Regions from separate parts of the Mus musculus genome. Here all the other regions are linked to region 4. A link is a loop called in an ENCODE intact Hi-C map of the cell type or tissue named here. Cell type or tissue: heart. All regions are shown on one strand.

The links. Hi-C counts contacts between places; a loop is a spot of excess contacts. Peaks named below come from ENCODE experiments on the same cell type or tissue, not always from the same donor. Only the 100,000 strongest peaks of a DNase experiment are listed, where the experiment ranks them.
Region 1: a loop joins it to region 4, with 4 times the contacts of the local background. A loop is called at or near these places in 8 of 42 quality-filtered maps.
Region 2: a loop joins it to region 4, with 3 times the contacts of the local background. A loop is called at or near these places in 5 of 42 quality-filtered maps.
Region 3: it touches region 4 in a loop (9-fold over the local background); 22 of 42 quality-filtered maps call a loop at or near these places.
Region 5: a loop joins it to region 4, with 3 times the contacts of the local background. A loop is called at or near these places in 8 of 42 quality-filtered maps.

The regions. Positions count from the first base shown.
Region 1 is chr8:95,711,460-95,716,459 of GRCm38, reverse strand. It overlaps Ndrg4 (N-myc downstream regulated gene 4), which reads right to left. Exons shown (of 17, transcript NM_001372423.1): 16 at 4,097-4,135; 17 at 1,504-3,282. The coding sequence ends at 3,128. It overlaps Setd6 (SET domain containing 6), which reads right to left and starts at 547. Exons shown (of 7, transcript NM_001035123.4): 1 at 190-547; 2 at 1-107. The coding sequence starts at 523. In heart, a CTCF peak has its summit at 2,658 (motif pointing left); DNase peaks (open chromatin) are centred at 579, 2,809 and 3,189; H3K4me3 peaks cover 1,469 bases; H3K27ac peaks cover 1,422 bases.
Region 2 is chr8:95,850,043-95,855,042 of GRCm38, reverse strand. It overlaps Slc38a7 (solute carrier family 38, member 7), which reads left to right and starts at 1,552. Exons shown (of 12, transcript NM_172758.4): 1 at 1,552-1,571; 2 at 2,136-2,241. In heart, a CTCF peak has its summit at 2,626 (motif pointing right); DNase peaks (open chromatin) are centred at 1,482 and 2,562; H3K4me3 peaks cover 1,335 bases; H3K27ac peaks cover 1,399 bases.
Region 3 is chr8:95,604,475-95,609,474 of GRCm38, reverse strand. It overlaps the pseudogene Gm31518. Among named protein-coding and RNA genes, the nearest start is that of Gins3, 27 kb to the left of the region's middle. In heart, a CTCF peak has its summit at 2,772 (motif pointing left); no DNase peak of the experiment used is centred here; H3K27ac peaks cover 1,026 bases.
Region 4 is chr8:95,912,416-95,917,415 of GRCm38, reverse strand. No RefSeq gene overlaps it. Among named protein-coding and RNA genes, the nearest start is that of Gm51586, 13 kb to the right of the region's middle. In heart, a CTCF peak has its summit at 2,321 (motif pointing right); a DNase peak (open chromatin) is centred at 2,315; H3K4me3 peaks cover 857 bases; H3K27ac peaks cover 297 bases.
Region 5 is chr8:95,761,815-95,766,814 of GRCm38, reverse strand. Cnot1 (CCR4-NOT transcription complex, subunit 1) reads left to right here. Exons shown (of 49, transcript NM_001372353.1): 11 at 1,665-1,835; 12 at 2,231-2,358; 13 at 3,585-3,825. Among named protein-coding and RNA genes, the nearest start is that of Gm26265, 7.2 kb to the right of the region's middle. In heart, a CTCF peak has its summit at 2,482 (motif pointing right); no DNase peak of the experiment used is centred here.

The DNA.
Region 1 (5,000 bases), 200 kb after region 4:
CCAGAGCGCGAAGTAAGGGCTCCAGGGTGATGCTGGGGCCTGGAGCTCGTGGAGCAGCGCCAGCAGCAGCGGCACCCACCCAGACAGGCTCTGCAGCGCGCCTCGCTCTAGGGAAGACACCAGGTGAACGTCCAAGCGCCACTCCCTTGCCAGCCTCCGAGCTGGTCCCCCTGCCCCTTCCTTACCCACCTCGCTCCAGCAGGCCGCTGATGGAACAGGTGTGGGGGGACAGAAGCGCGGACCGCGGCACTGCGAAAAGGAGCTCCCCGGCCCGCACGCTCTCCCGCGCCACCATGCCATAGCCGGCCACCGTGCCCTGCCGGCTCACCGTCACCTTAGGACTCAGCTCCAGCCCCACTCGCCTGCACCAGCGCAGGAAGCCGGCCACCGCGTCGCCCTCGGGCTCGCCGCCGCTGGACCCCGCAGGGAGCGGCAGGGGCGCGCGGGCAGCTCTCGGGGAGGGACAGGGCGCGACGAGGGGCGACCCGCCACTTACCCGCGCGCGCTTGGCGGGGGCCGCCATGCTGCGAGCAGCCGGGTCCTCACTGCGCTTCCGGGGCGGAGCTGGGCGTTTCTACTAAACCGCTCCGGTTTAGGAATCGCGCGTGCGCGTGCGCACCGGCCTCCACCCTAGTTCTGGCCGTGTCCCGGAGAGCGGCGTGCAGGGACAAAACAGTTTCTTCCTCTGTGGAGGCTGGGCTAGTATGCCGTAGTGACCGACTGATGGTTAGTGATTAACCATCATTTCACTGACTGATTGATTAGTCCGTTTACACCTGGGTTTGAAGTGGCCTTAAGGGTTTCCACATTACACACACACATACGCACGAGACAGACAGACAGACGAGAGACAGAGACAGAGAGGAGAGAGAAGAGAAAAGAGAGAGAAGAGAGAGACAGAGAGAGAAGACAGAGAGAGACAGAGAGAGACGCTGGAAGTAATATAAGGTGAATGAATGATAGCACAAACGGTAACATGGAGAATTCAGTAGTTTAGTTTCAGTACCTGGAAGGTTGAGGGGGGTTTGTGGTTTACTGGGAGTTTCTGGCAAGCCAGACAACAGAGTGACACCATGTCCCAAAACAACTAAAACCAAGCAAATAGTGTTGTGCCCTTGCTTTGAAGCGGTCTTTCTTGCTGGCTAAACTTTCTGCTCAGCTGTGAAATAGAGTTAGTATCAGGACTGGTAAAATTATATCTCAGTCAGAGTATATAGCCGCTTGGTAGAACCTTGACCATCATGTATAAACACCCTGGTTCAATCTCTTATCACCCTAAGAGGAAAAAAAAAATTAAGCAGGGTGGCCTACATAATTCTAACACCCATGACGCTGAAGTAGGATTGCTGAGTATTCAAGACCAGCCTGGGCTACAGAAAGATTGCTCAACCCTCCCCCAACCAAATGTGTCTAACAGGCACTATCCTCCAACTATCAGCGCCCTGGGGCAGCCAGGCAGCCTAAACAGTTGAGCCTTCCCTGTGATAGGAAACACGACACACGTAGACTTAATTTCTTTATTAGTTTTTCTGCACAGTTAACTTTCTATATCAAGGATTTTTGTTTTGCATTTTGTAATCTCAAAGTCTCTTTATCAGCCACCAAACAGAATACACAAAATTAGGCTCTTAACTTTGTACAGAGAGGAAAATAATGAACTCCATTAAAAGTTCATCTTGACCAAAGAGAAGACAACTACCAATGGGAAACCACATACAGGAAGGAGGACCTGATATACATACATATATATATATATATAATGTATAGGTATTTATAGATATCTTAAGAACACAGCAAAAAGATGTCCAATACTTGGAGTGCTATCTACAGTAAGGGATTAGTTCTACCACCTCTAAACAGTCACATTCAGTATTCACGGAAGCACGTGAGTGAACTGAACCGGGGATAGGAAACACTCCACTGGACTCCAGAGCAGTCTAGAAATGGCTTACAGTTACAGAAAGGGGCGGCATGTGCCACAGATAAATGGATGTGGGTGTCCTCTTGCCTCAGAACACCCATACAATACCACATACATCATCCCCACTCCCCATATACACACTTAGTGCTTTCTCTCCTCTCTGGGGATGAGAGCAGATGAAACCAATGGCCAGGCTGTGAGCGCCTACTTGGTGAGATGGCGGGCATAGTTGTGGGCTGTAGGAGGCATGGAACCTTTGTTTGAGGATGGCCCATTTCCCACCCAAGGGCCAGGCAATCTCCAGCCCCTCCAGCAAGCAGAGGTCATTGTATCTTCCCATCTGTGTCTTTCTAACAAGCTCACTTCTCAAGTATTGTCTGTGACACACTGGCCCAAGTTGACCAGGGCACTGTGACAAATACTTGGTGAAATCTGGGACAAGAGGGACCTACAGTACCTGCCAGCTTCCAAAGGGATGGGTAATCATGAAGTTCTCAGGGGCTACACACAGCATACACAGCAATCAACATTTTAACCTCTGCCAACAGGGACAAGAGACCAGGTGACCTTTGCCTCAGGGTGGGACAAGGCCCTGTGGTGGCAGGGTATGGGGGTTCCTGCCCCCATGTCAGGGTTCTCCATATTCTTCAGCCTGGCTGGCCTTACACCACCTGTCCTGCCCAGAGAGCACCAGGAAAATGGCTGTCTGTCTAGAGCGCCCTCTTGTGGCTACCATCCTCATGACTGTCACTTCTACTATTAGAATAGGTGTGCTTGATGCAAGGGTTACAGGAAAGGGACACTCTTAAGGTCCAAGGCTGCCCACTGGTCTGACTCCCACTCACATCAGAGCTTTAGCTCACTACCCACCATCTTCAAACCTCACATCTGCCAGATCCAGGGGCTGGGCTGGGCTTTCTTCAGTACTGTATCTAACTATCCTGGCCACGCCCCAGCTGGGCAGAGGGGAGGGGCCACACTGAGTGAGACAGGAGTGTGTAAGGCGAGCCCCTCACACCATCTAAGACTGTTGTGCTGTGCTGTCCCAAGGTGGATCCCCTCATTTCTTTTTAAATAAAAGAGAAGTAACCCCATTTCCTCCCCTTCACTCTCACAAAAATAAAACTAAAGGGAAGATGAGCCGGTGCAGAGATGGCAGTGGGACCTGGGGGCAGGTAAGCGGGCATCATGGGCAGGACGAGGGCTTCAGCAGGACACCTCCATGGTGTGGTTGACCTGGCCCATCCCCTCACTGCTGTCTGAGTGGGCGCAGGGCTGAGGGCGGCTGCCGTCCACGGAACTGGCGCTGGTGAGGGACGCGGTACGTGAGCGTGCGAGGCGGGTCATGCTGGCTGAGGGCACTATGGACAAGAACAGAGGGTCCTGAGGACAGGCAAGGTGGGTACCGGCCGGTGGGAAAAAAAAAACAACACAAGCAAAGCGGCCAGTGACACCCAGTCTTGCCACACGCAGAGGATTCTGGCACTGGCTATACCAGGCCAAGGCATGCAGGACCAGTCAGCAACGGTGAGCAGGCCAGGCTAATGGGCTACAGCCAGCAGGTGCCTAGGTCCCAGCAGCTACCCAGAGCTATGTATGGTCAGAGCAGGGCAGGTGCTTATAGGCACCCTGACCTGGGATAGAGAGACGCTCTGTGGCCAACTAGACCTGCATCCAAAAAGTGACAGGGGTGGGGTAGCGTGGGTGGAGGGGGGGCAGGATTGCTTCTGTGAAGGCAATCAGCCACAGACTGCCTGAATCTTGCTTCTACTACTGTAGGTAAGGCCAGTCCACCTAGAGGCTGGGCAGGGGGCAGACAATGTCTGCAAGGCAAACCTAGCACTGTTGTGTTTGCAGGCTCTGCTTCTAACTCCCAAAGCTCTGGAAGCCCCACAGCCCACGGCAACCTAGAAACAAGACGGCTGCTCTGAGACCAGCCAGTGTGTCAGGTCCCACACGGGACGGAGCCCTCAGCAGACCAGGGTCTGTGGAAGAGCAGGGATCCTCCGGGGCTTTGAGCTGAGCATAACACAAGAAGGTTCCACACCACAGCAAGACATAGTGCAGCTGCAGCACTGCAGAGGAGCGGGGCGGGTTAGGGCGGGGCAGGGAGGGGCGGGGTGTCCATGCATCAGCAGACAGGCCATGGGCTATAGGCCATAGGCCATGGACTACCTGCTCCTCCACTCAGCCTTCGGTCCTTCAAGTGTGCAACTGAGAGAGAAGACAGCCAGAGAGGGCAAGGGTGGGGGAGACACAGAACACGGTGAAGAGTGGACCAGGCCCAGGGCACCGAGATGGGCCGAGATGGGACAGACAGACCAGAGAGGGCTAGCCTGGGGAAGCCCGCTGCTGCAACCCATCCAAACAGCAGCAAGGAAGCTGTCTGGGAATTCTCACTCTCCCTCTTCTGCAGCCCAGGCTGTGTGGCTCAGGCCCACGGAGGCCACGTCCTAGGCTAGTGCCCTTACCCCTCACTCTTCCAGACTGAGGAGGCCTGCACAACCTCCCAAAGCCCCTCTGACTCCTGGGATGCCTGGCGTAGTTCCCTTGAAGCCCAAGGACAAGGACACAACCGTTTCCTGGCTTCACAGATGTCTACCAAGCTCCAAGAGCTCATGGGGCCTAGCATGGCGTTCTGGTTGGTCCTCCCTGCCTACGTGTACCTCTCTTTGCTCTACCTCTCCCTGAAAGGCTGGCAGGGTGGAAGGATATCCTAGTTGCTGTCCTGAGGAGGTGCAAGCCCCAGAGGCTAAAGTATTTAGTAGGGGGTGGGAGGGCACCAAAGTGAGGGAGAGCAGTTTGCATCCTGGGAGTTGTATGTTGGAAAGAGGGAAACCGGAGGTCCAGGAGGCATACAGGAGCCATTGGAATCGTGGGGGAGGGGGGTGGGGTGCATAGGCTGAGTCTCATCACTGTTACCTGGGGGATGTTCCAGGAAGGATGGGGACCGAAAGCTGGTTTAGTCCTTGTTCCTGGAGGAGCCTCAGGCTCCCTTCCGGATGTGCAAATACTCAGATGGTCCCCCTTCCCTTCTCTGGTCCCAGACTCCATGGGCTTGAGTGCTAACCTTCTACTG
Region 2 (5,000 bases), 62 kb after region 4:
ATGAATATTATTAACAGATTGTGTCAATGTCAATATTCTGGTTGTATGATGTTGTACCAAAGTTCTGTGAACTCGTGTGTTGAGGCAAACTGACACACAGATCTCTATATTATTTCTCTCTTTTTTTTTTTTTTTTTTTTTTTTTTTTTTGGTTTTTCGAGACAGGGTTTCTCTATATAGCCCTGTCTGTCCAGGAGCTCACTTTGTACACCAGGCTGGCCTTGAACTCAGAAATCCGCCTGCCTCTGCCTCCTGAGTGCTGGTATTAAAGGTGTGCGCCACCACGCCCGGCTCTATATTATTTCTTATGTCTGTACTTGGCTCTGCTAATCTCAGTAACATCGCCTCCTTTTTCATCTTGGGCCGGTGGGGTGGGGAGGTAGCATTGCTTCCTGAGCCAGGATTTTATTGTGGAACCCAAGCTAGCTTCAAGCTCACTGCTCTCCTGCCTCAGTCTGTTGAATGCTGGGTTTACAGGCATGTGTCCCATACCCAACTTTTTCAAATGAGAGGTAGACCCATTGAGAGGCTCAACGTGTAAAGGCACTTGTTACCAACCCTGAAGACCTGAACTCAATCCCCAGAAGCCACAGGATGAAAGGAGGGAAGCAACTCGTGAGAGTTGCCCTGTGGACTCCCCGTGCATACTGTGAATGCACAGACACACGTAAGTAAATGTAAAAGGAAAAACTGGTGCTGGAGAGATGGCTCAGAGGTTAAGAGAACTGTCTGCTGTTCCGGAGGTCCTGAGTTCAATTCCCAGCAACCACATGGCTCACAACCATCAGTAATGAGATCTGGTGCACTCTTCTGCCCTGTAGGATACAGGCAGAACGCTGTATACATAATAAATAAATAAATCTTTTAAAAGAGAAAAAAGAAAGAAAGAAAAGAAAAAATAATAATTAAACTAGACTGTGAATATAATTGAAAGATATCGCTCCTTCCTGGGGCTCAGATTCAAGTTCTAGAACCACAAATAAAGAGGCAGAAAAGGACTTCCTTTATAAACGGCATACAGCCCAGAAGCCAAAGCTCTAGGCAATTCACCTTCATTCAATAAGTCGAGAGCCTGAACCGCCTCAAACATTTCCGAAATCTAGCCTTGAGGTTGTAGCCAGGGATTAATGAATGCTCAAACTGACTCTTTCTCTCTCTCTCTCTCTTGTTCAAAGGTCCCTCACACTCCTCAGTCAAAGAAACTCTGGGGTCACTTGCTGTGGCAATGAATGCAGGAACAAACATAATGAGGCCAAATAGCTTTGGCCCGTGGCTCCTGAGGACAAAGATGCCAAACCTCTTAACGCTCTTTCCAGGAGGAAGGAACAGTGTTTAATTTGGCCAAGGGACCAAGTCTAAAAATAACTGGATAAACGGGTTGGCAGAAAGCTAGGCTGGCTCAGAACTATTGTTGGGTTGAGAAGCTGGTGTGGTCCGATGGTGACACTGACTTAAAAACTACAACTCCCAGAGTTTCCTGCGGCCTGTGCTAGCTGGACGGTCATGTGATTCAGGCTCACGTGTTACTTGAGTCGGCTCCGGAACAACGCCTACAAGGTATGTGAAAGGAGGTACGGGAGGTGCAAGGTGGGGTTGTAGGGTTCTTGGGTCTTCAGAGTTCCCCATCACTGCTGAGACCAGATCCCTGTAGGGCTCCACAGCCGTCTTTGCCTGTTGCTTTCTGCTGCACCAGTCCAGCCACACCTTAGCCTGACGGCTCTCCACTCAGTCCTAGGCCAGGATCGAGTTAGCTTTGGAGTTAAAAACGCAACCCACCGCTTTTTCGCCAGGCTTGGGGCTCATCCCAACCCACCCTGGTCAGGTGCTCGCTGTCCCACCTCCTAATGCAATCCAAACCTCGTGTTTCAGTGCTGGTCCCGGGCTGGTCTGGGAACCATGTGAGATCTGTTCCATCTCCGACCTAATAAATAATGTGCATCGTGCTTATAGCTCTGGCCCCGCCAACTGCTCACCGTGACTTTAATGTAACCTCTTTCCTTCGTGTACCTTTTCCCTATTTGAACTGGCACTCCACTCCTTGCTATAGGTTATTCAGAACCACTCAGTGTAATCTCCCACCCCCTGCCCTGGTAGCCAGCTGCAAAAGGTCAAACTCTTCTCTCTTCTGACTGCAGATTTTTAGATAAAGCCTTGAGAAGAACTTGAGGCCAAAAGGGGAGGTGAGGGGGCTCTGACCCCATACCTTTAGGCAGAGGAAACAGCCCTCTTCTAGATTAGCAGGTAAGTTGGGCTAAATGATTGGGGCCGAGGTAAAAGCTCTTAGAGCAGTGAGAGTGGTCCAAGGGATGGGGTTGCTCGTCCTGAGCTTTTGTGTGGTTGCAGGAGAGGCTGGGCAAATGGCCGAGGACTGGGTAGGGGTGCCAAAAGGAAACCTGCTTCCTAGAGAGACTTAGGGTCACGGGACCTTGAAGTATGTTTTTCTGCGGTGTGAGCAATGTGGAAGGGATGGCCTTAGACCTCTCTGGAGCAATGCCTGGACCAGGGGAGTCCCCAGACTGCCTTTACTACTCACCACTGAGATTTTGCTGAGTTGCTGGCTGGGAAGGGAGATTGCGTCATAAGAGGAAGAAGTCTGTGGCCAGACTGGTGTTTCTGATTCTGGCCCCAGCAGAGGGCCCCAGCACTGGGACTGTGTCCCTTAATTGCTGGATGGCAGATGTCCCAGAGCACTTGCACTTCTCTCTTCTTTCCTGGGTTGATGTTCCCAGCTTTGTCCATCATTAGAAGGCACATCTGGGAAGCATCCTCAGGGGCCTATGTACTGTTCTAGACCTCCTCCATTGCGGTGGGCTGACCTTATCAGGAGGGTTGGAGAGTGGTTGTGGCTGAATCACTGCCTTTGTGGGGAGGAAATGGGATTTTAAAACAACAACAACAAAAAAGGTTTATTTATTTTATGTATATGAATACACTTTCGCTCTCTTCAGACACAGCAGAAGAGGGCATCAGATCCCATTACAGATGGTTGTGAGCCACCATGTGTTTGCTGGGAATTGAACTCAGGACCTCTGGAAGAGCAGTCAGTGCTCTTAAACGCTGAGCTGTCTCTCCAGCCCGGGACTTATTTATTTATTTATTTATTTTTATTTTGGTTTTTCGAGACAGGGTTTCTCTGTGTGTCGTCCTGGCTGTCCTGGAATTCACTTTGTAGACCAGGCTGGCCTCGAACTCAGAAATCTGCCTGCCTCTGCCTCCCACGTGCTGGGATTAAAGGCATGTACCACCACCGCACAGCGATTTTTTTTTTAAACTACAGAAAATAAGAATGTGAATGAATGAACATTCCATAGTTCCTATATGGAGGTCAGAGACCAACCTGCCCATTCTTTCTGTCCACTGAATGGGTCCCAGGGATCGAACTCAAGTCATTAATCTTGATTGCAAGTACTTTTACCCATTCAGCCATCTTACCAGCCCCAAAGTAGAGGTTGTTAGGGACCATCTCCCAAGCCTCATCTATGTTAAGCACAGGCTGCACCAGGCCCACCCAGGTAATGCTTACTAATATCAGCATACTCTTCACAAGAAAGCTTACACCATGAAAACGCTTGGGGGGCGAGGGGGGGGGCTAAAGTGACTTACCCAAGGTCACGCAGGTAGGAAGTGGACAGGCTAGCTTTTGGCTGAGTCTAAGACGAGAGCATAGCCCCTCCCAACTCAGGTGTGTGTGTGTGCATGTTTGGTTGGTTTTTTGAGACAGAATTATACTATATAGCCCAGAACTAGCTATGTGGTCCAAGCTGACCTTGAAATCACACCAGTCCTCCTGCCTCAGCCTCCCAAACACTGAGATTACAGGCATGAGCTTCCTTAGGGTTGCTCTTAAGTGTGGGCTTAGCTGTGTCTGTTTAAGAAACGTTATTCCTCTCGGAGGTTCAGACTCTGCACTGCAGTGAGAACACTGAGGATTGGTTTTCAGAAGAGTGAGCCTCCTGGTTTTCAAGGCAAAAGGAAAGCCTGAAGTTAGGTTGTGTATAACCCGATAGTGAAAACATTCGAATGAGAAGCCCTCTCTCTAAGTCCAGCCAGCCCAGGAAGGAGGCAGAGGCAAACAGATGAATGTTCTAGGCCATATAAGAATGTTCTAGGGGCTGGAGAAATGGCTCAGCAGGTAAGAGCACTGACTGCTCTTCCAAAGGTTATGAGTTCAAATCCCAGCAACCACATGGTGGCTCACAACCACCCATAATGAGACCTGATGCCCTCTTCTGGTGTGTCTGAAGACAGCTACAGTGTACTTAGATATAATAATAAAATAAATCTTAAAAAAAAAAGAATGTTCTAGAAATGTTATTTGGTTTCTATTCACTTATACATTCATTCAGTGTGTATGTCTGTCAGTCAGTCAGTGTATGTCTGTGTGTAAATCTGTGTGTGGGTCAGAGGAAACTTGTGGCAATTGTTTCTCTCCTTCCACCATGTGGGTGCCAGGAGTCAAACCTGGTCATCAGGCTTGGTGACAGGCACCTTGACCTGCTAAGCCATCTCAGCCAGCCTGGTTTTGAATCCCAGCCACTGGTGACTTCTGCATGGCCAACAGGGCCTGGCGTGCACAGGGCCTGGGCATCTGTATCTTTGGTTATAGCAGCAGTCCTGTCTACTCAATTGTGGCTCATAGTAACAAACACTTGGCAAAAGCAAGCCTAGAACCAGCACAGGGCTAGCACCCAAACAAATGACGGGAGGAAATGGGACTGAGTAGGGCCAAGCCCCGTAATGCCTCCAAAAGGACTCAGTGAGTGGCCCAGGAAATGGGGGACAAGCTGGGACTTGGGGCTGGGAATATTCCAAACACAATTAAGAATTCATTTCCTGGGGGTGGTGAGATGGCTCAGCGGTTAAGAGCACTGACTGCTCTTCCAGAGGTCCTGAGTTCATCATATTTCTTTTTTTTTTTTTTTTTTTTTTGGTTTTTGGTTTGTTTGTTTGTTTTTTTCTTTTTCTTGAGGTCCTGAATTCAAATCCCACAACCACATGGT
Region 3 (5,000 bases), 310 kb after region 4:
AAAGTGGATGAAACCCACAAATTTATCTATTTTTCTTGCAGCAACTATCTCCATATCAGGATTACCATGTAGCAGTTAATGAGAAGTCTATAGTGCCAGGATAATTCTGTCTGCTTGGAAGCTAATATTCTAGGTACAAACATTCCAAATTCCTAGTTCCTGAATGATTTGGCGGTTTGGGGAATTTCTGAGACAGGGGTCCCACTTTGAAGCCCAGGTTGGCCTGGAGCTGGCTACGTGGCTGAACTTGAACTTGCATCCTTCCTGTCTCCATTTTTAAGTATTGATGGTGAGAACTGAAGAGGTCAGCTCAGGAACTTTGGAAAATTCCACCAGACCCTCCTGGAAGAGAAGGGTCATAGAGCACACCCCTTGCTACTTTATTCCCTAAGGACCAATCAGTTTAAAAGTCACACTGTTCTGATAATCACATTGTGCCTAGTGGCTGTTGTTCTAGTCTACCCCTGAAAGCTGTATAAAAACTGTCTAAACAGGCTTCCCAAGGTCACCGCCTCTCCTTCAGGTTGGGATGGACCCCCACCCCCACCCCCGCGCTGGAACAATAAGTTCCTCTTGCTTTTGCATTGAGCCCAGGCTCAATGTTGCTCACATGGAGGGGCTCCAGTAAGCTGAGACTCGTCAGAGTCTTACAGAACCACCCTCAGATGACTTGTACATTTTTGACCTCACAATTTTATGAGTGTTATATATTAACTGGGAACCATATTTTGAATTTGAAATTTCTCCTGGGCCAGTGGCCTTCTCTTGCAGTGCTAGGGCTTAACAGGGAGGGGCAGCTCCCAGTTGACTGATAGGCTGCTATGCCACATTACTAAGCTGTGGCGTCCAGTAGAGTAGGCACATTAAAATCGTGTTCAACTCACAAAAGATTTGCAGGACACACACCCATTGGAAGATGAGAGGCATCTGTAGCAGCATTACCCTGGCTGTCTGGATGAGGGGATGAAGCAGGACTTTGAGACATCACTTTAAAATCTCTAACTTGGAAGGAATCAAGAACAACTCTAAACCTATGAGCTAGTCAGTGACCAAATGAATCCCTGAATTTGTCTTAGTGCCTTGTGATGTAGTTGATGTCCCAATGGGATGCTAAGTAGATACAGTATACCAAGATACTATGCACCAAGATACTGTGTACCAAGATACTGTGTACCAAGATACTGTGTACCAAGATACTGTGTACCAAGATACTGTGTACCAAGATACTGTGTATCAAGATACTGTGTACCAAGATACTGTATACAAAGATACTGTGTACCAAGATACTGTATACAAAGATACTATGTACCAAGATGCTATGCACCAAGATACTGTGTACCAAGATACTGTGTACCAAGATACTGATGGACTCCTTCAGCCACCCTCTATTCATCCCAAAGACAAATGTGCCCTGGGTACAGAAAATTATGTAAGGTTCCTTCTAAATGTTTCTTCCAGGGCTGGAGAGATGGCTCGGTGGTTAAGAGCACTGAGTATTCTTCCGGAGGTCCTGAGTTCAAATCCCAGCAACCACAGGGCTCACAACCATCCATAATGAGATCGGATGCCCTCTTCTGGAGTGTCTGAAGACAGCTACAGTGTACTTACATAGAATAAATAAATACATTACACACACACACACACACACACACACACATTTCTTGTTTTCTCTTTTCTGCTCTCTTCCTGTATTTGGTTAAATTTCTGAATCAGACAGTTTAAAAAAAAAAGCCACCCAGCTGCTTGAAAGCTCATGGTCCTTGTGGTACGATTGAGGTGTGATGGTTGGCTGCCATAGTTGGGATGGTGACCAGAAACAGCTATGGAAACAAAGGCCCCATGAAAGCACAGAAAACACCAACAGCTCGAGAGACACAATCCTCTTGGTCTTGATTTTCAGTAAGCTGTCACTCAAGGGCAGTATCTTCAGAGAGGTCTAGCCCTGCCAGCACTCAGCAGGCAGCGACAAGTGAGGCACAGCAGACAGACACACCCGTGGGGAGCTTGCTGCATACTCTGAGGGTTAACATCGCTCTGGAAGGTGCTGGGTGAACCGAGCCTTTGTGACTTGTTTGGGGGTGCTCTGAAAACTCGCCTCTGTTCCTAATTTTAGAGCCAGCAGCTGTCACGGCTTTGTTCTAACAAGTCAGTAATTTTCCACTCGCCTGGCTTTCTCCCGTTCCCTTTCTATACCCAGTTGCTCACTTTGCAGAAACTTCTAACTTGCTTTTATGCCTTTAACCCTGAATATGTGTCATCTCTGCAGTCATTTGTCATTCGGCCTGCTGCTTCTCTGACTTAGCAATCACTTAAAGAAACTGAAGCGACACATTTTCTATTATCTGTGTACACGCTGTCTATAAAAACCTGCAGGGTTACCAAATAAGCATACAGAATGCTATGGCTTTCATCTGTGTAGCATGGCGATTGCTTTTTGTTTGCTTGTTATCTGTCCTTTGGTTCGTCAGAGTCCCATGAATGCCACTAGAATTTCTTAGGCGCTTTACAAGTGACTTCATGACTTTTTCTGTTTTAGTTTTGTAGTAGTTGGAGATTTGCTTCAAATAATCCAGATGAGAATGGAAGGGAGAGTAAACTAATGATACAAGCCTGGTTAGGGTAGCAAAGGTTGAAGTGGCCGCTGGAGACAGTGGGGTCCCTTGTGACACTCCCACCTTTGTGTGTACTTGACATTTTTAAATAATAAAGCGTTTTATAATTTTGCATGATGATTTAAAAAAAAAAAAACCAAAACTTTTAATGATGATGCGGAGTGTTAAAATACTGCCACCTACAGGTAAGAAATATATTACATGTATCTTTTTTTTTTAATGTTTTTTTTTTTAAATTAGGTATTTTCCTCGTTTACATTTTCAATGCTATCCCAAAGGTCCCCCATACCCACCCCCCAATCCCCTACCCACCCACTCCCCCTTTTTGGCCCTGGCGTTCCCCTGTACTGGGGCATATAAAGTTTGCAAGTCCAATGGGCCTCTCTTTGCAGTGATGGCCGACAAGGCCATCTTTTGATACATATGCAGCTAAAGACAAGAGCTCCCGGGTACTGGTTAGTTCATATTGTTGTTCCACCTATAGGGTTGCAGTTCCCTTTAGCTCCTTGGGTTATTTCTCTAGCTCCTCCATTGGGGGCTGTGTGACCCATCCAATAGCTGACTGTGATCATCCACTTCTGTGTTTGCTAGGCCCCGGCATAGTCTCACAAGAGAGAGCTATATCTGGGTCCTTTCAGCGAAATCTTGCTAGTGTATGCAATGCAGCTTCCAAATGCGTGTATCTTTCCTTGATAAATTGCAACACAGTAGAAGCCAGAAAGAAATTGAACCCTGTAGGCTGATGGCAAGGTTAAAAGAAAGAAAGAAAGAAAGAAAGAAAGAGAGAGAGAGAGAGAGAGAGAGAGAAAGTGGCTCAGTTCTATGGAGGACAGTGTGGTTGGCATTCACAAAAATATAAATAGTAGACACAGGCATGATGGAGGCTGAAGCAGGAAGAACTCAAGACCGACATGGCTATGTAACAAGACCCTGTCTTAAACAACTAAAATAAAATAAAATAAAAATATTGGCTATCAGGGACTAAGAAGATAAAGAGTAGGGAGTCTTTAATGGGTGCAACTTCAGAGTTTTCTTTGTTTGTTTGTGGCATGGTCTTATATAGCCCAAGACTGGCCTCAAACTCTGCACACAGCTAATTATATCATTCTGAACTCCTAATCTTCCTCCACCTCCCAAATGCTGGGGCTATAGGTGTGAGCCACTATGTCCGGATGCCTTTAATTTTGTAAGAGATGGGTTCTGAAAGTGAGAGGTGCAAAACATCAGGTGGCGCATGCGCAGTCATTATCATGGCTTCGCTGTGGAATGCTCCTACAGACCCGTGCTTTCAGTGCTTGGTCTGCAGCCTTGAGACTATCTTGAAAGCTGTGGAGCGTTTAAGTGGTGGAGTCTAACTTTACAATTAGATCACTGGAGAGTAGGCCTTTGAGAATTAATAGCCCTGCCACACTCTCTGGCCATCTTTTGCTTCCAGACTGGCTTCCTATTCACACTGTCGAGGTGAGACTTTCTATGTCCGCCTTTACTCTGAATAATGGGAGACTTATATTTATTTATGAATGCCTAGGCCATTGCTAGGCCTTGTTTCTCACTAGCTTGTATCTCAGTTATCCCGTTTATAATCTAATTTCTGCCACAAGGCTGGGTAGTTGCCTCTTTCCAGGTTCAAATGTCTGACTTCCTGCGAATTCTGCTGGCTGAATCATTCCCCCACCCCCACCCCACTTCCCACTTGGTCCAGAAGTCCCACCTTATGATTCTGCCTTTTGATGCAGGCTATAGACTTTTTACTTTAACCCATCAGTAGGTACCTTAAGGCAGGCAAGGACAACAGAAACACATCTTTACACAGGTACAAAACCATCACTCCCACGTCACACTCCTGCCTCCACGTTCCTGTCTCTTGCCTTTCCTTCCTCGAGGAGCTGAAACCCTCTGGAAGCTGTGAGCCGAAATGATCCCCATGCCCTTAAGTTGCTCCTGTTAAATATTTTTGTCACAAACAAAAGGTACTGATACATGCTTAATAACACGGAATTATACATATAAAACGATCCATATTGTCTGTCTTAGTTAGGTGTTAATGCTGAGGACAGACACCACGACCAAGGCAACTCTTATAAAGGACATTTAATTGGGGTTGCCTTACAGGTTCAGAGGTTCAGTCCATTATCATCAAGGCAGGATGCATGGCAGCATCCAGGCAGGCATGGTGCCGGAAGAACTGAGAGTTCTACATCTTGTTCCAAAGGCAAACAGGAGACGACTGGCTTCCAGGCAGCTAGGAGGAGAGGGTCGCCAAGCCTATCTCCACAGTGACACACTTCCTCCAATAAGGCTACACCTGCTCCAAAAGGCCACACCTCCTAGTCGTGCCACTCCCTGAGCCAAGCATATTAAAACCACCACACATACAATTTTTATGCT
Region 4 (5,000 bases):
TGTAACCCCAGTACTCAGGGAGGGCTAAAGCACAAAGATTGTGAGTTCAAGAACAGTCTGAGCCACAAAGCTAGACAAAATTTTATATATATATATATATATATATATATATATATATATATATATATATATATATAAAACCAGAAATGGTGGAATGGTGGTGCACACCTTCAGCACTTAAAAGGCAAAGGCAGAGATCTCTGTGAGTTCAAGGCCAGTATAGCCTACTTAGTGAGTTCCCAGACAGCCATGGTTATGTAGAGAGACAAACAATAAAATAAATAGGGGCTGGTGAGATGGCTCAACAGATAAGAGCACCCGACTGTTCTTCTGAAGGTCCTGAGTTCAATTCCCAGCAACCACATGGTGGCTCACAACCATCCCTAACAAGATCTGGCGCCCTCTTCTGGAGTGTCTGAAGACAGCTACAGTGTACTTACATATAATAAATAAATAAATCTTTAAAAAAAAAAATAAAATAAAATAAAATAAATAAACAAATAAATTAATAATAACCCATAAATAAAGGTTTATACAGAATGTATGCGATATAAACTTAAGAAATTACTAAAATTAAATACACAAAAAGGTTTGGAAGTCAATCTTATCTATTTTAATACGAGTCTTACTGAGCTGTGATTCAAATACACAGTTTTCTCACATAAAGTTCACAGTTCAACTGATTCAAGATTGCGGCGGCCGCAGGGACCCAGCGTCTGTGGGACCAATCTGAGGCGCCTGGGACACACACAGAGACTTTGCGAGCTGCAGTGCTGGGGGATGAGTGTGCAGAGCTGGAAGAATCTCTGGCACAACTTAAAACTTAGGTCTTCTATTAGGTCTTCTAAAACTTTTAGGGAAGATGCTTATTAAAAATGGTTTCACGGAATTGGGGGCGTTGGGATAGATGGAGGAGAGAAGCTGAACTAGCGGTGACAGGTTTGGAAGCATGGCCTCGGCAGGCAAAGGAGCATGTCTTGTGAGTAGGACTGTTCCTCGGGCTGCCAGAAGGCTCAGGCTACCAATGGGCCCGCCTTGCTCAGTTGCCACCTGGCAGACTCCGCCTACCACACTGAGCCATCTCTGCTGCAGCCGCTTGCGCTGTTTGCCATGCTAGGGGTGGGAGGTGCTGTCCTGTGAACTGTGATACGGCTGTGCCCGGAGCACTGGCAGGGCAGCAGTTGCTGAAAGGAGGGTGGCAGACAGCAGCCTGGAGCTACAGCAGGAACTACCTCTAAACCATGCTGTCAATCTGACTCTGAGCAACAAGCTATCCAAGATGAAGAGCTGTCTATTTGCTGGATTAAGCCTCCTCCGAAGACTTCCGTGGCCCGCGCTGCCATTGGAGGCCGTTTTGCTGTTCATGATCCGAGCAGCCACCAGCTATTTTAGACAAGGAAACGTATTCCCTGCAGGAGTATCAGTGACTGCAGACTTATAATTGGGAATGAGAGACATCGAAGGCTTCTGTGACAATCTCTCACACCCCACCCCACCCCCAAAAAGAAACAGTCCAGACAGGAAGCTAGAAAAAGAAGTCCTTAAAAATTGTGATAAAGGGGTCTGGGGAGATGGCTCAGTGGTTAAGAACACTGACTGTTCTTCCAAAGGTCCTAAGTTTAATTCCCAGCAACCACATAATGGCTCACAACCATCTGTAAAGGGATCTGATGCCCTCTTCTGGTGTGTCTGAAGACAGCTACAGTGTACTCACATACATAAAATAAATCTTTAGAAAAAAAAATTGTGATAAAGATGCTCCTCAGAGTTGATGGCTTCTGACAAGGGTGGGGGCTGGGGGGAGGATTCATTTTCTTTAAGGGCTGACCACTGGGAGTTTGGCCATACTCCAATAAGTTTATGGGCAACACAAATTGGACTTTGTGTATTTGGGCTGGGGGAGGAGGATGGGAGGGGGTGGACACAAGGTTGGGTGGACCTGGGAGGAATGGGAAGTGAGTGTGATCAGGGTGCATTGTAAGAAATTCCAAAATAATTAATAAAAACACCATGTTAGTAAAAAATAAATAAAGTTCACAGTTCAATCTGGAGATAGCTCTGTGGTAGTGCACTTTGATGGTAATGCACTTTGATGGTAATGCACTTAGGTTCACTCTCCGGTACCACAAATGATATTAGCGAGAATAATAATCATGGACAATTTAAATGTTTTAGCTTATTCACAAATTTATGCAACTATCACCACTAGCAATTTAAGACATACAGTGTTGGAAGCTAACCTGGGCTACAGGACCTCGCAGACACCACAGCCTATGGAAAACTCAGTAGTCCTATGGGGCGCGATCTGAAACATGACCACCAGATGGCAGCCTCTGCCTACAGATGCTACAAACCAAGCATGTAGCAAGTTTAAGGAAAGATAGAAGAATCCCTAAGTCCATCCCATAATCAGCCTCCAAACGGTGACACCATTGCACACGCTAGCAAGATTCTGCTGAAAGGACCCAGATATAGCTGTCTCCTGTGAGGCTATGCTGGGGCCTAGCAAACACAGAAGTGGATGCTCACAGTCAGCTATTGGATGGATCACAGGGCCCCCAATGGAGGAGCTAGAGAAAATACCCAAGGAGCTAAAGGGGTCTGCAACCCTATAGGTGGAACAACAATATGAACTAACCAGTACCCCCTGGAGCTCGTGTCTCTAGCTGCATATGTATCAGAAGATGGCCTAGTCGGTCATCACTGGAAAGAGAGGCCCATTGGACATGCAAATTTTATCTGCCTCAGTACAGGGGAACGCCAGGGCCAAGAAGTGGGAGTGGGTGGGTAGGGGAATGGGGGGGTATGGGGGACTTTTGGGATAGCATTGGAAATGTAAATGAAGAAAATACCTAATAAAAAATAAAATTTAAAAAAAAAAGAATCCCTAAGACCAACCTCCTGCGGATAGGAGTGGCATTTGGCGCTGAGAGTGGCTCCTAATGGAGCTAGCCCTCTTCACCTACTAAAACTGTACTCATTCCTATCCCCATTCACTTAGAAATCCTGTTAATCGTAATACTTCTTTAAGATTTATTTTTAATTATGTGGGTATGAGTGCAAGATGTCTATGGAGGCCAGAGAAAGGCATCAGGTTCCCTAGGGCTGGGGTTATAGAAGATTGCGACCAGACTAACGTGGATACTGAGAGCAGAATTCCTGTCCTCTTCAAGAGCAGCAAGCAGCAAGCTTCTCCAGCCCCTATAATACACAGGTATACAAGTATGGCTCTCCCTGTTTTGGTGCTGAGAATCCAACCCTGAGTTTTGTGCATTCTTAGCAGCTGCTCCAACGCTGAGCTACAACCTCAGTTCCGAGAGTCACTATCTCAAGCACATACACACACCACACCCAGGCCGCCCTCACTGAGAAAGGGCTAAGCACTGCCAAGTGCCAAGGCTCACACTGGCTCTGCCTCTGCATCCTTTCTCATAATCTAAACACAGGAGTAACCGGATGTGATGGCACACACCTGTAGTCCCACCCACACTGGGAGACTGAGGCAGGAAGTTCACAAGTTCAAAACCAGCCTGCACAGTGAGACCCTGCCTCAGAATAAAATGTGTGATTGGGCATAGAATTGTAGCAGAGCCTAGCCAACCACGTGTGAGGCCTCGGTTCAACCCCAGGCATCACAGAAAGGGAAAGCCATGGGGGAGGGGTGGGGGGTACTGTACATTAAGCAACACTTTCCTGTGTCAATCAGAGTGCCAAGGGGCAGGGTAGAACCCATGTGCCCTGTCTTAGTCAGGGTTTGTATTCCTGCACAAACATCATGACCAAGAAGCAAGTTGGGGAGGAAAGGGTTTATTCGGCTTACATTTCCATACTGCTGTTGATCACCAAAGAATGCAGGACTGGAACTCAAGCAGGTCAGAAAGCAGGAGCTGATGCAGAGGCCATGGAGGGATGTTCTTTACTGGCTTGCTCAGCCTGCTCTCTTATAGAACCCAAGACAACCAGCCCAGAGATGGTCCCACCCACAAGGGGCCTTGCCCCCTTGATCACTAATTGAGAAAATGCCTTACAGTTGGATCTCATGGAGGCATTTCCTCAACTGAAGCTCCTTTCTCTGTGATAACTCCAGCTGTGTCAAGTTGACACAAAACTAGCCAATACAACTGACCCCTTGTCAACTTGACACACAAACACATCACTAGTAAGCCTCAACCCTTACATTCTTATTCATCCCCAAGGTCTAAATAACTTTAAATGTCCCACAGTCTTTACATATTCTTAAAATTTCAATCTCTTTAAAATATCCATCTCTTTTAAAAATCCAAAGTCTTTTTAAATTAAAAGTCTCTTAACTGTGGGCATCACTAAAACAGTTTCTTCCTTCAAGAGGGAAAATATCAGGGCACAGTCACAATCAAAAGCAAAAATCAATCTCCAACCGTCCAATGTCTGGGATCCAACTCACGATCTTCTGGGCTCCTCCAAGGGCTTGGGTCACTTCTCCAGCCATGCCCTTTGTAGCACACGCGTCATCCTCTAGGCTCCAGATGCCTCTACTCCACTGCTGCTGCTGCTCTTGGTGGTCATCTCATGGTACTGGCATCTCCAAAACACTGCATGACCCCTTCAGTCCTGGGCCATCAATTGCAACTGAGGCTGCACTTTCACCAATGGCCTTCCATGGCCTCTCACAGTGCCAAGCCTCAGCTGCTCTGCTCAACTCCTTCATGCCTTCAAAACCAATACCACCTGGGTGACCCTTACATATTACCAAGTCCCGCTGCAGCAGGAGTGCAACCTTGGCTATCTCTGGAACACAGCCTCTTTGTGCTTTCAGAAAACACTTCCCAGAAGATGTCACCTCAATGATGCTGGTCTCTTCTTAATCACCGCTAATTTCTTAGCTCCAGCTAACCAGCATCAATAGTCCCAGTAATGCAAAGTTTTTGCTTTAGTAGTTCTGGTATCTTGTTAATCACAGCTGATTCTTCAGCCCCAGCTAACCAGAACTACAGAATCTTCACAATCAAAACAGCAATGGC
Region 5 (5,000 bases), 150 kb after region 4:
CATAGGAAAATTACAGTGTGAAAAAATAAGTATGACTGTGGATATAGTTTAGCAGTAGTGCACTTGTATTGTGAAGGCTCAGGTTATAAGTATGTATACTTTATTATTAGACTTCTGTTTTTGGTTAATTCTTCCCCCTCTTTTTTATTTTTATTAAATATTAGACAGGAATCTCTTTGTGGTAGCCCTGGCTATCCTTGAACTTGTGTACAGACCAGGCTGGCCTGGAACTCACAAAGATGTCTTGCTCTGCCTCTGGGGTGTTGTGCTTACACAGATTAGCACCACCATACCTGGCTTGTTAGACTTTTTAGATATTTTATTTTGAAGATGAGCTAGAGAGATGGCTTAGAGATTTAGAGGACTTGCTGTTCTTTTAGAAGACCTCCATTTGGTTCCCAGCACTTATGTGATGGCTCATAACTGTCTGTAACTCAAGTTTAAGAGTATTGGGTGCCTTCTTCTGACCTTTATGGAAACTGTACATGTACATGATACATACATGCAAGCAAAGTACTCACAGAAAAGAAAATCTTTATTTTAAAAGATTTTTAACAGAACTTATGATGTATAATTCACTGACATCTACCATGAATAAGGCCCTAGGTTCAGTCTCCAGCTCCACTAAAATGTGTACATTTTAATCTATTATAACTTTAGACTATAGTGGTATTATTATATTGAGACGGTCCCACTGTAGCACGGGCGGAGTGGGAGCTCTTGATTTTTTTTTCCTTGTCATTCTACTAAATGCTAAAATAATAAAGATGCTGTTATGCCCAGCTAATTTTTTGTTGTTGTTGTTTTTCGAGACAAGGTTTCTCTGTACAGCTCTGGCTGTCCTGGAACTCACTTTGTAGACCAGGTTGGCCTCAAACTCAGAAATCTGTCTGCCTCTGCCTCCCGAGTGCTGGGATTAAAGGTGTGCGCCACCACAGCCCGGCTTCATGTAGACTTGTAATCACACTAAATTTGTAACACATACATAGTGCAGTGGTACAAACCTTTGGAAAGGCTTTTGAGAAATTGGCAACCTTACCAGAAGTAGGCCTGTGGCATTTTACTCCTCTTTCATTGTGCTTCAGTTTGGAAGCAGATAATGCATCAATAATGTTAGATGCAGATTTAAAAAAAAAAACAAAATTTTTTTGAGGTACATGCATCCAGACTTTATAAGAAACAGGCCACAATGGTAAACACCTTTAACCCCAACACTTAGGGGAGGAGACAGGCTGATTTCTGAGTTCAAGGCCAGCCTGATCAAATAGTGAGTTATAGGCTGTCAGGCTTAAATTTTTTACATAACATGGGATCCAGCCGGGCGTGGTGGTGCACGCCTTTAATCCCAGCACTCGGGAGGCAGAGGCAGGCAGATTTCTGAGTTCGAGGCCAGCCTGGTCTACAGAGTGAGGTCCAGGACAGCCGGGGCTATACAGAGAAACCCTGTCTCCAAAAAAAAAAAAAATCCAGTCTGGGAAAAAAATGAAAAGACACGAAAAAAACCTCACAAAGAAGATTGTTGAAATCTGTTGTGCATCTTCGGTATTGATGGATATTCTAAATAGAATACTCTGATTGAATTTCAAAATTATTTTGACCTGGCCAACGCACGAATATTTGCCCATATTTGTTCCTTTAACTTTGAAATGTTTTCATCTTTATAGAACCCGAGTTTGAATTTCAAGGAAGTAACTTATGAACTGGACCATCCTGGATTTCAGATTCGTGACAGCAAAGGACTTCACAATGTGGTTTATGGCATTCAAAGGGGTCTGGGCATGGAAGTGTTTCCAGTAGATTTTATATATAGGCCTTGGAAACATGCAGAAGGCCAGGTAAGAATAGAATGATGCTTAGCTATAGAATCAAGAAAAAAAAAAATCTTAGGGCAATTTACCTATTGATTGCAATATTATATTTAATTTATTTTGCACAGGTCAGGGAAGCGTTGCATGTCATCTGGTTTATATTTGTATTTTCACAGTTTTAGAACTGATCAGAGTTCTTTAAGGTGTAGTAGCCAAACTTTTCTAATTTGATGATGTCTATCTCCCAAGGCCATCATACTGTTCTGTTCCACCTTTCTGAATTCCCTGGTTTTCAAAGGGCAGATATTCCCTGCTCCCTACTGCCTTGTTTTTGAAGGACATTTATCTAACAACCTTGAGATGAGCTTCATGAAAGTGGTTCATATTTTTGTGGCACTTAAGGACTTTGTCTTCTTTTCCAGCTCTCCTTCATCCAGCATTCCCTGATAAACCCAGAGGTCTTCTGTTTTGCTGACTACCCCTGTCACACTGTTGCCACTGATATTTTGAAAGCACCACCAGAGGATGACAATCGAGAAATTGCCACATGGTAAAAATTCCTGCACTTTTGAAATACAAAAGCTCATACTGAGCATGTAACACTGTCAAAGAAAATTAATTTATTTTTAAAGTTTATTATATATAGTGGTCTGCCTGCATATATGCCTACAAATCAGAAGAGGGCACCAGATCTCAATATAGATGATTGTGATCCACCCTGTGGTGACTAAGAATTAAACTCATGATCTTTGGAAGAATAGCCAGAGGTTAAGTGCCCTCAACCTATGTATCATCTTTCCAGCTTGGAAATTTTATTTTTAATGAAGTGATTTAATAAAGTTTTTTATAAAGAATGTTGAATAAAAATTATTTTTTTAGTTATTGTCACTAGTTAAATTTTTGTTTTTGTGAGGCTGATATTTAGGTATTTTCCACATTTAGATCTATTTGGCTTAGTAGGTATTTTTATATGCATTTCAGTGACAGAATGCAGACACAGGCTAAACACATTTTTTAGTTGTATTAAGTTCTCTCAAGTTATTTTTTGCCATTGATGCATCATTTGTTTTCTAGAACAGTCCATGTCTTTCTATTTTCTTCATGGACTAAATGTAGAGTTAGATTATTAGATCTAATTTAAGCCATCCAGATTCTAATTAGTTTGTTATGGACTTGACAGTTGCATCATACTGAAATCTTTCCATTATGATAGTAAGTGTTAGGGTTGTATTTTTGATAGAACTTTATCATATGAAGTATGTCTTATTAATATATTTATTTAGGATATTTAGCTTTTGTGAAATCTCATTTGTTTTTTCATTCCATTCATAAAAATCTTGGTAGTAAAGAACCAATGATTATTCAAATTACTTATTGGTTGTTAGTTTCATTTCTTTTAAAATTAATCTATAGGCATAGCAGCATGCCCCCTTCCAACATACCCAATGCATTCTGAAACCAAGGACTTTACACATTTAGGCAAGTGTTTTCCTCCCTTGCTGTAGCCCCTGAAGCATGTAGTTTTAAAAATCCACAGCAGCCACTTAAGAATATTCTCTAATACCAAGGCTTGGTAGAAATGTGATGTGGGTAGTTAAATTCTGTAGTGGATGTCACCTCGTCTGGAGTGAATTTGAAGGCTAGAGATATAGCTCATTATCAAAGTGCTTTTAAGGACATGGATTTAGTGCCCAGTATTCAGGGAAAACAAGGGATTTTTAAAGATATAGTTAATATTGTCAGTGATCTCAAGCATTTCCTCTTCGTTTTTCTTAGGAAAAGCTTGGATTTGATTGAATCTCTGCTGAGGCTTGCAGAGGTTGGGCAGTATGAGCAAGTGAAACAACTCTTCAGCTTCCCTATCAAACACTGTCCAGACATGTTGGTATTGGCCTTACTTCAAATCAACACTTCCTGGCACACCCTACGCCATGAACTCATCTCTACTTTGATGCCAATTTTCCTTGGAAACCATCCTAACTCTGCCATTATTTTGCACTATGCATGGCATGGGCAGGTAAGACAAATAAGCAGTTCTTCATTTCAGTTATTGACAGTCTTAAATCTTGGAGTTTCCTGTTTCTAGTGATGGTGTAGCAGTTAAAGACTGCTTGCTGCTCTTTCAGAGGACCTGGGCTCAGTTCCCAGCATCCACGCAGCAGCTAACAACCATCCATAACACAAGTTCTCGGGCAGCCAGCATCCTCTTCTGACCTCCAGTGGTATTAGGCATACACATGATGCCCAAAACATCTAACAATCACATAAGATAAATTTAAAACCGAAAAATATCAGTGTTCTAATAGACCGATTTATTATCATCAAACATGTTTTTAATCTTAGATCCTATTGTCATTTCTATGTAGATATTAAAATTTAGCATCCTTAAAACTTGCTACTTGGTATGACACATACCCCATTGACATCCATGAAGAGCTTACTTATTTACTATGACAGTACAAGGTCCTGGTCCTAATTTCAGCAAAAAATTAGGAAAATCACAAAAGAATCCTTTGTTTTGGAGTCAAGAGTCACCTGTATTCCAGGCTGGACTGGAAACTCCTATGTAGAAGGATGATGACTTTCACATTTTGTAGCACAGGTTTTAAAGTTTGTTAAGAAAGTAGGTTAGCTATATCCCCTAGCCCAGAGATAGCTTTAAATGCCACTTTTCATCTTTCCTAATTAGATACATAATAACAAATAACATAAATGAACAAATAAAAACACTTGTATTACTTTTTCGAGGCATTGTCTCTAGGTTTTGGTGTGGATGTAGTGTGTATATGCTTGCATAGTGTACATGCATGCATTCAGAGGATTAGGCTATCTTACCCTGCTTCATCTTTCTCTTCCTTTAACCTAGAGCTAGCCTGGCAGCCAGCAATCCCAGCGAGCGTCCTGTTTCCACTCTTAAATTGCAGGGTTATAGTCATGCAGGTACTGAAATTCAGACTTAGATACTCATGTTTTCAAAGCAATCACTTTTACCTGTTGAATGGTTTCTCTGTCCCTACGCCCCTAATTTTATAGACTAAACTTGCCCCTATCCCCCACAAAGGAAAAAAATGATCTCTGCCTGCTCTGGAACTCTCTTGAGTGCTAGTGTTGCAGGAATGTGCACCTGCCTTAACATTTCCCCCTCTTTTATTTTGTTATGTTTTTAAGTCTTTTCATGCAGGGTCCCTTGAT